Linked DNA regions of Homo sapiens: region 2 is linked to region 1. A link is an interaction called in ENCODE POLR2A ChIA-PET data of the cell type or tissue named here. Cell type or tissue: K562. All regions are shown on one strand.

Region 1 (5,000 bases):
CTACACAGCGTCACACAGCCCAGACACACAGATCAAAGGGCATGCAAAATAAGGCGGTCACTGACATTTGGGGTCACATGTCCCCAAAATATCAGGCAGCTCTGGGCTCAGACACACAACCCAACACACAACACCATGGTCAGAGCCAGATGATCTCAGACAGGGCCACACAGTGACCCAGGCAAACAAGCCTATACTCAGGCAGACACACACCATCGCAGACACACACACACACATCCAGGCACTGACACAGTCACACCCAGTGAGGGACCCGCAGTCCACCCCCAGGGAGAGTCACACACCCCCAGCTGCCCGCCATCCACGCCCAGCCCTGGGCCACACACAGAGACAGTCACAAGGCTTCATCTCCAGGCCACACACGTGCACAGCTGCACACACAAGCCCACACCGGGGGCCCAGCTCACCAGGATGCCCGCCCACCCCCTACCCTGCACTCTCCTACCTGGTCCCACCAGCCCACCAGCCAAGGCTTAGAGCAGGTCTCGCAGAAGAAATCCACCAAGGGCATCTTGGAGACTTAGCCCGCCTGGGGCTGCTGCACACAGAGGCTGGGCTTGGGGAGTCCCGGGGTTAACAACCACTGGGGAGGGGGTGCCGGGCAGGTGGGTAGTGGAAGGGGGAGCCGCGGAGGGGCCTGGGCCGGCCCAGCAGGGCTGGGGGCTCCCTTCCCCTCCGCGCTCCCAGCAGCAGCCCTGGTTACATGGCCCGCCAGCCCTGGGCCCCAACGGGCCCCCCCGCGGCAGTGGGTGGAGGCGGTGGGGGGTCCGTGCCCATGGGAGGGGGGCAGGGCAAGGGTCCCAGGAGGAGGCTGCGGAGCTCTGTGTGTGCACCCGTGTGTGTGCGTGTGTGCTCACTGCAGCACTGGCAGGCTGCATGGGATGTCAGGTGGTGCTGGGGGTGGGGGGGTATTAAAGGGGCATCAGAGCCCATGGGCCTCAGCCAGAACCTAGGTGGGCTGTCCCCATCAGGACCCATCCCCTCCATGGACACACCCAGAGACAGAAACACACATCCACTTTACACTCACAGATGTACAAACACCCTGAGACACACCTTCCAGGGACACCCACACACATCCAGGCACTTGACACTTGAATATACACAGATACTCAAATGCTTTCTGTTGTACACTTACAGCACACACACACACACACACACCCGGAGACAGTCACAACTCTGATGTCCAACACACTTATAGGTCCACAGCTGAGCATATAGCAAATGCCTTCAGACACGCCCCATCCAAGGGCACAGACCCACATCCAGACCCACATCCAGACCCACACCTATAGACAGACACCGAGATACCAGCCACATTTCTTTTTTTTTTTTTGAGACGGAGTTTTCACTCTTGTCGCCCAGGCTGGAGTGCAATGGCACGATCTCGGCTCACCACAACCTCCGCCTTCCAGGTTCAAGCAATTCTCCCGCCTCAGCCTCCAGAGTAGTTGGGATTACAGGCACCCTCCAGCACACCCGACTAATTTTGTATGTTTAGTAGAGACGGGGTTTCTCCATGCTGGTCAGGCTGCTCGAACTCCCGACCTCAGGTGATCCGCCCGCCTTGGCCTCCCCAGCCAGCCACACTTACAGACACACACTAAACACACCCACAGACACACTTTCCAACCATTGCAAATATCCACTGCCCTTGGACACAAACATATCCCGACAAATCCATAAGGAAATATACTCACAGATGCAAAAATACACACACACACACACACACACACACACACACACACACACACCATTGCAGAAACATCCTCAGACCCATATCCAAAGACACAGCTACATTTCAGATGCTTGATCCACCCTCAGGGACACAATCGCCCTCAGACTGCTATGTTCCTATACAAGCCTCCACCCACTGCTGTAAGCACCCCCCAACAAAGACACTCCCACCTACAGATCATTTCTTGATAGGCACCCGCCCACAAGGGCTGTTACCACTCTCTCCAACTCCAGGAAGCATCATTCACACATACTGCCTGCTTCCTGAATGGTGTCCCCTGGAGTTGTGCAGTGCACCGTCTGCACAACTGTACATGGGAGCATTGCAGTCACCCCTACGGCCCTGCAAACACACACATTCACAAACACATAGAGCTACACATTCAGTTTCCCATCTGGTCCAACTCTCCCCTGCAGACATGCGCACCCCTCTGGCACAGCCCCACACACCTATAACCCTGCATAATTACCCGTGCAAACCTATACACCTACACAAGTACACACTGGCGTGCCACTCTTCAGAATCTATTCCCAACACCCCAGCGCTGCAAATGCGTAGCCAATAAACCAGCGGCTACGCAGACCTATAGCCGCAGATACACCCCCGCAGACCATAAAAGCATAAAACCCCCCAACGGAAACGGTCACCTATTGACACATGTACAACCAGACAGACACACCCCACCCCACAACACACACCAGGCTCCTCCAGCCCTGGGGAAAGTCATAATCTACAGGAGCTTCAAGCCTTGAAGCTGCCGCCCAGGGGTTGGCCCCACCCAGGGACTGACCCCATACCATAGACCCTACCCAGAGATTGGCCCCACCCTCATGAGCCACGCCCAATAGTTGGCCTCGGCTACAGGCCTAACCTAGTGGTTGGCTCCATCCATAGGGCCCAGCTCCACCAGCCCCCGCCCAGGGATTGGCCCTGCCCTAATCAGCCACACCCAGTAGCTATCTCCGCCCACAGGAACAACCTAATGGCTGGCTCCATCCGCAGGCCGCGCCCACTGGTCCCATCCAGCGGTTGGCTCTACCCACTGGCCCCGCCCCCGCCTGCCCCGCCCAGGGGTTCTGCCCACCACCTGCACACCTTGTGCGAGGCCATCTCGCTGACAGAGCGATAGGTCTGCATGGTCTCCAGCTGCTCCAGACACCAGTCCAGCTCCTCCAGAGTCTCCCGGGCCAACTGCTGACACGTTTCTTCTAAGGAAGGGGCAGCCAGGGTAGTGACTGAGAAGGTCTGTAGGCAGAAGCCCAGAGGCTCCAGACCGCCGTGACGGGGTTCGCCAGGTGAGTGGACTGCTGGGTGGGGAAGGGGCTGAGGGACCCCCACTGGGGCAGCAAGGGGGGCCCCTTCCCACCCCTCTGGGCTTAGCTACCTGACAGCGTGGCCTTGCAGACAGGGGTGGGGCCGCCCAGCGGGGACCGCCTGCAGAAAAAAAAAAATGGGGCTGCAATGTCAGCCTGGGTCCCCCCACCAGGTCCCTGCCTCCCGCTTTCATGAACAGTGCCAATTTTCATTTGTCTGAAAACTCACCGTGTCCTAAGGACGCTGCCATGTACTCTGCCTGCAGCCTCAATGAGTCCCAGAAAAATCCATTTTATAGATGTGGAAACTGAGGCTCAAGGAGGTGAAACAGCTTCTTCAAGACCACATGGCTGATCCGCCTTAAGGTCAGGTCCTGGGCTTCCAAGATCTCTGCTCTCTTGCCTAACTCTCCACAAATCCTCCAAGCCCCTAAGGATGTCTCTATCCCCCACCCCCAGAAGGACTGGCAGCTCTCAGCCACATCTCTTGCACTGAAACAATTAAGATCCACTCCTATGTACGCAGGGCAATATTCTAGCACTTTCTAGACATCATCTCCTCTCCTCACAGCAGTTATCTAAGGGAGGCATTATTGTAATCCTCACTTTATTTATCTATTTATTTTTTGAACCAGGGTCTTGCTCTGTCACCCAGGCTGGAGTGCAGTGGTGGGAACACAGCTCACTGCAGCCTCAACCTCCTGGGCTCAAAACTATCCTCCTGCCTTAGCCTTCTGTGTAGGTGGGAACCACAGACACATGCCACCATGCTGGGCTAATTTTTTTTTTTTTTAGAGACAGGGTCTCATTTTGTTTCCCCTGGGCTGGTCCTGAACTCCTGAATTCAAGTGACCTCCTGCCTTGGCCTCCCAAAGTGCTGGATTACAGGCATGAGCCAGCACGCTTGGCTGTGATCATCACTTTGCAGAAGGGCAACAGAAGCACCATGGAATGCCATTTGCCCAGCAACTTGGTGTCAAGACCCAGGGTGGGCCTGGGGACTGTGGCTGTGGCCTCACCACCATGCATCCAGACCCCTAAATCTTTATTTATAAAAACCTCTGGGCCGGGCGCAGAGGCTCACACCTGTAATCCTAGCACTTTGGGAGGCTGAGGCGGGTGGATCACCAAAGGTCAGGAGTTTGAGACCAGCCTGGCCAACATGGTGAAACCCCATCTCTACTAAAAATACAAAAATTAGCCCGGTGTGGTGGTGCATGCCTGTAATCCCAGCTACCCGGGAGGCTGAGGCAGGAGAATTGCTTGAACCCGGGAGGCAGAGGTTGCAGTGAGCCAAGATCGCACTACTGCACTCCAGCCTGTGTGACAGAGTGAGACTTGATCTCAAAACAAACAAACAAACAAAAAACAAAAAACAAACAAACAAACAAAAAACACCTCTGTGTCTTAGGCACTTGACCTGCAATGGCTCTCTGGCTTTCTGGGAGCTGTTGTCTGAACAGAGGTTCAGAGAGGTCACCTGCCTGCCAGAGGTCACACAGCAGGGCTGAGAGCAGAACCCGCATATGCTTCACCTTATGATCACAGCTGTTGCAGCCCAGCCTTCACTTACTTGTTACTGGGAACGGGCACATTGGTCAGGAGTGAGAAGTTGCTACGGACGCTCCGGAGGCTGGCCAGCACCTGGGATGGGGAGCGGCAGTGAGGAGTGGGGTTCCCCTAGAGAGGCAGCGGGGCTGGGCCCTGTCCCCAAGTGTGGCGGAGCATTGGAGCCCCTTCTCTCCTTAACCATTTGGGAAGAGGTCTCACCTGAGCAAATGGTGTTACGATGAGGTCTTCAGCGTGCCTGTGATTGAGGACAGAGGCAGGTCAGGGGTCCGCAGAGAAGCAACTGTCTGGGGTAGATGCCCTGTGAGGCTGGACCCAGGGAGGCTGAGAGGGAGGGAGGGGACTCTGTGGGACCTAGGGAA
Region 2 (5,000 bases), 220 kb before region 1:
GCCAAGCAGAGCGTTTATCTTCTCTGCCATCTGCACACCAGGGGTTTGGATAAGGCCTGAAGACAGGCATGCGAGCGGCGGGCCATGGACTGCGAGCACATTATTAGCGTGAGGTCCAATGATGTGGTTTGAAAAATTGGACAACAGTTTAAAACTTTATCCAAAACTCTGTATCAGCTCTTTGTGCTTCTGTCACTTTAAATGATAAAAGAGCCATGACAGAGGACAAACGAAGAGGCCCTCAGCTCAGCTGCAGCACAGGCTGTTGGTAAACTCCAACGTGGTGCTCATGCAGAAACCATCTGGTTGTCTCATCTTTAAAACCATGGAATCACCAGGGACACTTCTCCACAGCCAGAGAATGGCTCCATAGAAAAGCAACTTCCACATTCATGTTTGAGAACGTTCAAGGATGAAGATAAAGGAAAATGGTGCAGTCCCCTATGAAAAGTGCTACTCACTTTTAGTGCGACTGTTTTGTCAAACTCCCAAGTACTCAAAGCCAACGGGAGATGTGATCTCAGAGTAAAGGTGGTCAATCTACACCGTATACCAAAGCAGTCTAAAACTGAATAGCACATTTGAATAGTGAGGGAACACCACATTTTCAAAGTCCTGCCGGCGTGTCTCGGCCTCCCTACCTCCAGCTAATACTTTCTCCATTTCTTCTCTGACAACAGGGGATGTCAGGTGGATGGTCAGGGACAATGGAGGCTCTTTTGTGTTTTTTATCACAATCGCAGCATCGTCGACAGATTGCAGTATTTCGTACTTGTCTTCTGTTACAGCCTAAAAAATAAAATGCAACTTTCAAAACACTTTCTCCTCAAAGCAATCAACAATTTTATCTGGCTCCACCTATTCCTGCAACAGAAAGGCCAACGTCTTGAGTATGATGACCCGGAAGTGATTTCACCTGGGATGTCAGGGTCTCTCTAATTGGCCAGGTCTTTGGCCACGTTTTGGGTACTTGAAAGAGGGATAACTAGTGAAAGAAGCGATTTCCAAACGGTGCTTAAAAATGCAATGGTAGGGCTGGGAGCCGTGGCTCATGCCTGCAATCCCAGCACTTTGGGAGTCCGAGGTGAGTGGATCACGAGGTCAGGAGATCGAGACCATCCTGGATAACCCGGTGAAACACCATCTCTACTAAAAATACAAAAAACTAGCCGGGCGTGGTAGCAGGCACCTGTAGTCCCAGCTACTCGGGAGGCTGAGGCAGGAGAATGGCGTGAACACGGGAGGCGGAGCTTGCAGTGAGCTGAGATCACACCACTGCACTCCAGCCTGGGCGACAGAGCGAGACTCTATCTCAAAAACAAAAACAAAAACAAAACAACAAACAAACAAAAAAGCAATGTTAGGCCAGGTGCAGTGGCTCACGCCTGTAATCCCAGCACTTTAGGAGGCTGAGGTGGGCGGATCACAAGGTCAGGAGATCGAGACCATCCTGGCTAACAGGGTGAAATCCCATCTCTACTAAAAATACAAAAAAACTAGCTGGGCGTGGTGGCGGGTGCCTGTAGTCCCAGCTACTCAGGAGGCTGAGGCAGGAGAATGGCGTGAACCCGGAAGGCAGAGCTTGCAGTGAGGCAAGATCATGCCACTGCACTCCAGCCTGGGCAACAGAGCGAGACTCTGTCTCAAAAAAAAAAAAACCAAAAAAAAAAAAAAAAAAAAAAAAAAACAAACAAACAAAAAAGCAATGTTAGGCCAGGTGAGGTGGCTCACGCCTGTAATCCCAGCACTTTGGGAGGCTGAGTGGGCAGATCAGCTGAGGTCAGGTCAGGAGTTCAAGATCAACCTGGCCAACATGGTGAAACCCCATCCCTACTAAAAATACAAAAATTAGCTGGGTGCAGTGGAAGCGTGTAGTCCCAGATACTCAGAAGACTGAAGGAGGAGACTCGCTTAAACCAGGGAGGCAGATGCTGCAGTGAGCTGAGATCGCGCCACTACATTCCAGCCTGGGTGACAAGAGTGAGACTCAGTCTCCAAAAAAAAACCAATGGCAAAGAGTTTCGGATCCAGGAGCCAGGAGGAGGAGACCCCCCTTTTGCCCTTTAGTAGTTGATCAACTTTGGATAAATCACTCTCATACAGACTCTAATCTGTATAATGGACTTAATGACACGAACTACACCACAAGGCTGCTGGAAGCCTCAAACAGACGCTGCGGGGAAAGCGGTGGACACTGCAGAGTGGGCATCCAGCCACTGCTACTTCCATGCTGGGATGAGCAGCCAGTGTAGAATAAACCCTGTGTGCAGTGAAACAGTCAGTGTGCAGTATCCTATGGTGCATCTAAACGTATGTACTTGCTGCAAATGCACATCTACAAGGACACTCACGACTATTTTCATTCTTGATACCACCTTCTTATGACTTGACAAAGAAAATTCAAGCTTTTGGCTGAGGGTAGTGGCTCGCACCTGTAATCCCAGCACTTTGAGAGGCCGAGGTGGGTGGGTCACTTGAGGTCAGGAGTTCGAGACCAGCCTGACCAATATTGTGAAATCCTGTCTTTACTAAAAATATAAAAAATAGCCCGGCACGGTGGCAGGCCCTGTAATCCCAGCTACTTGGGAGGCTGAGGCGGGGAGGCGGAGGCTACAGTGAGCTGAGACTGTGCCACTGCACTCCAGCCTGGGGGACAGAGCAAGACACAGTCTCAAAAAAAAAAAAAAAAAAAAAACAAAACAAAGAAAGAAGAAAATTCAAGCTGAAGGAAGTTAAGTAAATATGTTGGGAGGAGAATAAATACATTGAAAAATCTGAAACAGGATTTCTCAACCTCAGTACAACTGACCTTCTGGGCTGGATAATTCTTGGTTGGGGGGACTACTCTGCACATGATAGGGTGTTCATCTCTGGTCTTCACCTATCAGGTGCTGACAGCACCACAGCACCCCAACACCGCATTGTCAACAGACACTACCAAATGTTATCAGGGGAGGAGAGTGATTCACCCCTCTTAAGGAACCACTGAAAATGATTTTAAAAATACCTATTATTTTCATCTTTAAGGAATAATTATTGGCCAGGCTCAATGGCACATGCCTGTAATCCCAGCACTTTGGGAGGCTGAGGCAAGCAAATAGCTTAAGGCCAGGAGCTCAAAACCAGCCAGGACAACATAATGAAACCTCGTATGTACAAAAAATTTTAAAAATTAGCCAGACATGGTGGCACATGCTTGCGGTCCCAGATACTCAGGAGGCTGAGGTGGGAGGATTGCTTGAGGCTGCAGTGAGCTGTGATTGCACCACTGTACCCAAGCCTGGGCAACAGAGCAAGAGACCTTGCCTCCCTTAAAAAAAAAAAAAAAAAAAAAAAAAAAGGTCAGGAGATCGAGACCATCTTGGCTAACACAGATGAAACTTCACCTGGTAAAGACCAGAGATGCTACGAAAAATACAAAAAATTAGCTGGGCGTGGTGGCAGGTGCCTGTAGTCCCAGCTACTCGGGAGGCTGAGGCAGGAGAATGGTGTGAACCCAGGAGGCGGAGCTTGCAGTGAACCAAGATGGCGCCACTGCACTCCAGCCTGGGCGACACAGCGAGACTCCACCTCCAAAAAAAAAAAAAAAAAAAAAAGGAATGGTTTCTCACAAATGTTTTTACTGTAGAAACATTTATGACAATTTACTTCACTTAATATCCTTGCTAGATAGAGACAAGAATAAAGTTAATTTAAGAATTACTACTATGGACGGGCGCAGTGGTTCACGCCTGTAATCCCAGCACTTTGGGAGGCCAAGACGGGCAGACCACCTGAGGTCGGGAGTTCGAGACCAGCCTGACCAACATGGAGAAAACCCATCTCTACTAAAAACATGAAAGTAGCTGGGCGTGGTGGGGCATGCCTCCAATCCCAGCTACTCAGGAGGCTGAGGCAGGAGAATCGCTTGAACCCGGGAGGCGGGGGTTGCAGTGAGCTGAGATCGCCCCACTGCACTCCAGCCTGGGCAACAACAGCGAAACTCTGTCCCGCCCCCACACCCCCCTCTGCCAAAAAATTACCACTATGGGCCGGACACAGTGGCTCACGCCTGTAATCCCAGAACTATTGGGAGGCAGAGACGGGCATAATACCTGAGGTCAGGAGTTCGAGACCAGCCTGGCCAACATGGTCTCTACTAAAAATGCAAAAATTAGCTGGACATGGCAGCGGGCACCCATAATCCCAGCTACTCAGGAGGCTGAAGCAGGAGATTCACTTGAACCCAGGAGGCGGAGGCTGCAGTAAGCCAACATCGCACCACAGCACTCCAGCCTGGGTGACAGAGCAAGACTGTTTCAAAAAAGAAAAGGAATTACCTCTATGCTGATGTACCTTCAGGAGAAAAAAAAAGAAAATTGTCACTAGAAAAATTTCACAGCTTCATCTACAATAGCTCCGCAGAAGTATCTAATGCATTTACATTAGCTCCGTATTTTAATCCTGATCTTTGTCCTGAACCCAAAATCGTCAGTCCCATGTGAAAGAACACAAATCTGCATTGTGAAAGTAAATCAGGTTTTTCTTTCCAAGGAATAAGATTCAAAGATTCAAAGGCTGTGGTGGCTCAGGCCTGTCATCAAGAGTTCAAGAACTGCCTAGGCAACATGGGAAAACCTCGTATCTACACACACACATACACACAGACAATACAAAAAATAGCTGGGTGTGGTAGCACACACCTGTAGTCCCAGCTACTTGGGAAGCTGAGGTGGGAGAAACACTTGAGCCAGGGAGGCAGAGGTTGCAGTGACCCCAGATCAGGCCACTGCACTCCAGCCTGGATGACAGAGCAAGACTCTGTCAAAGATTTATAGATGATTGTACACTTCTTTTTTGCTTATCCTATAAATAAATTCAGGGGGACTGTGTCCTGAGGAGGCAACAGCTGGCAGAGGTTCTGATGCCTCCAAACAGCCCAGCCGTGGGTCTTGGGATCCACTCCTCAGCTGCCCTGCAGCTCTGTCACATCATCTGTCCCACTTAGAGGAGGATGAAAT

What was found. ChIA-PET counts read pairs that join two places held together with the same protein. Peaks named below come from ENCODE experiments on the same cell type or tissue, not always from the same donor. Only the 100,000 strongest peaks of a DNase experiment are listed, where the experiment ranks them.
Region 2: POLR2A ChIA-PET joins it to region 1 with 6 read pairs; 5 of 35 experiments call an interaction of 5 or more read pairs at or near these places.

What each region holds. Positions count from the first base shown.
Region 1 is chr19:10,448,793-10,453,792 of GRCh38, reverse strand. PDE4A (phosphodiesterase 4A) reads right to left here. Exons shown (of 15, transcript NM_001111307.2): 3 at 4,840-4,876; 4 at 4,643-4,713; 5 at 3,141-3,190; 6 at 2,852-2,964. Among named protein-coding and RNA genes, the nearest start is that of PDE4A, 31 kb to the right of the region's middle. RefSeq lists a silencer at 2,579-2,688. In K562, no CTCF peak of the experiment used is centred here; DNase peaks (open chromatin) are centred at 1,912 and 2,692; H3K4me3 peaks cover 494 bases.
Region 2 is chr19:10,672,952-10,677,951 of GRCh38, reverse strand. ILF3 (interleukin enhancer binding factor 3) reads right to left here. Exons shown (of 20, transcript NM_017620.3): 5 at 642-789. Among named protein-coding and RNA genes, the nearest start is that of ILF3, 21 kb to the right of the region's middle. In K562, no CTCF peak of the experiment used is centred here; no DNase peak of the experiment used is centred here.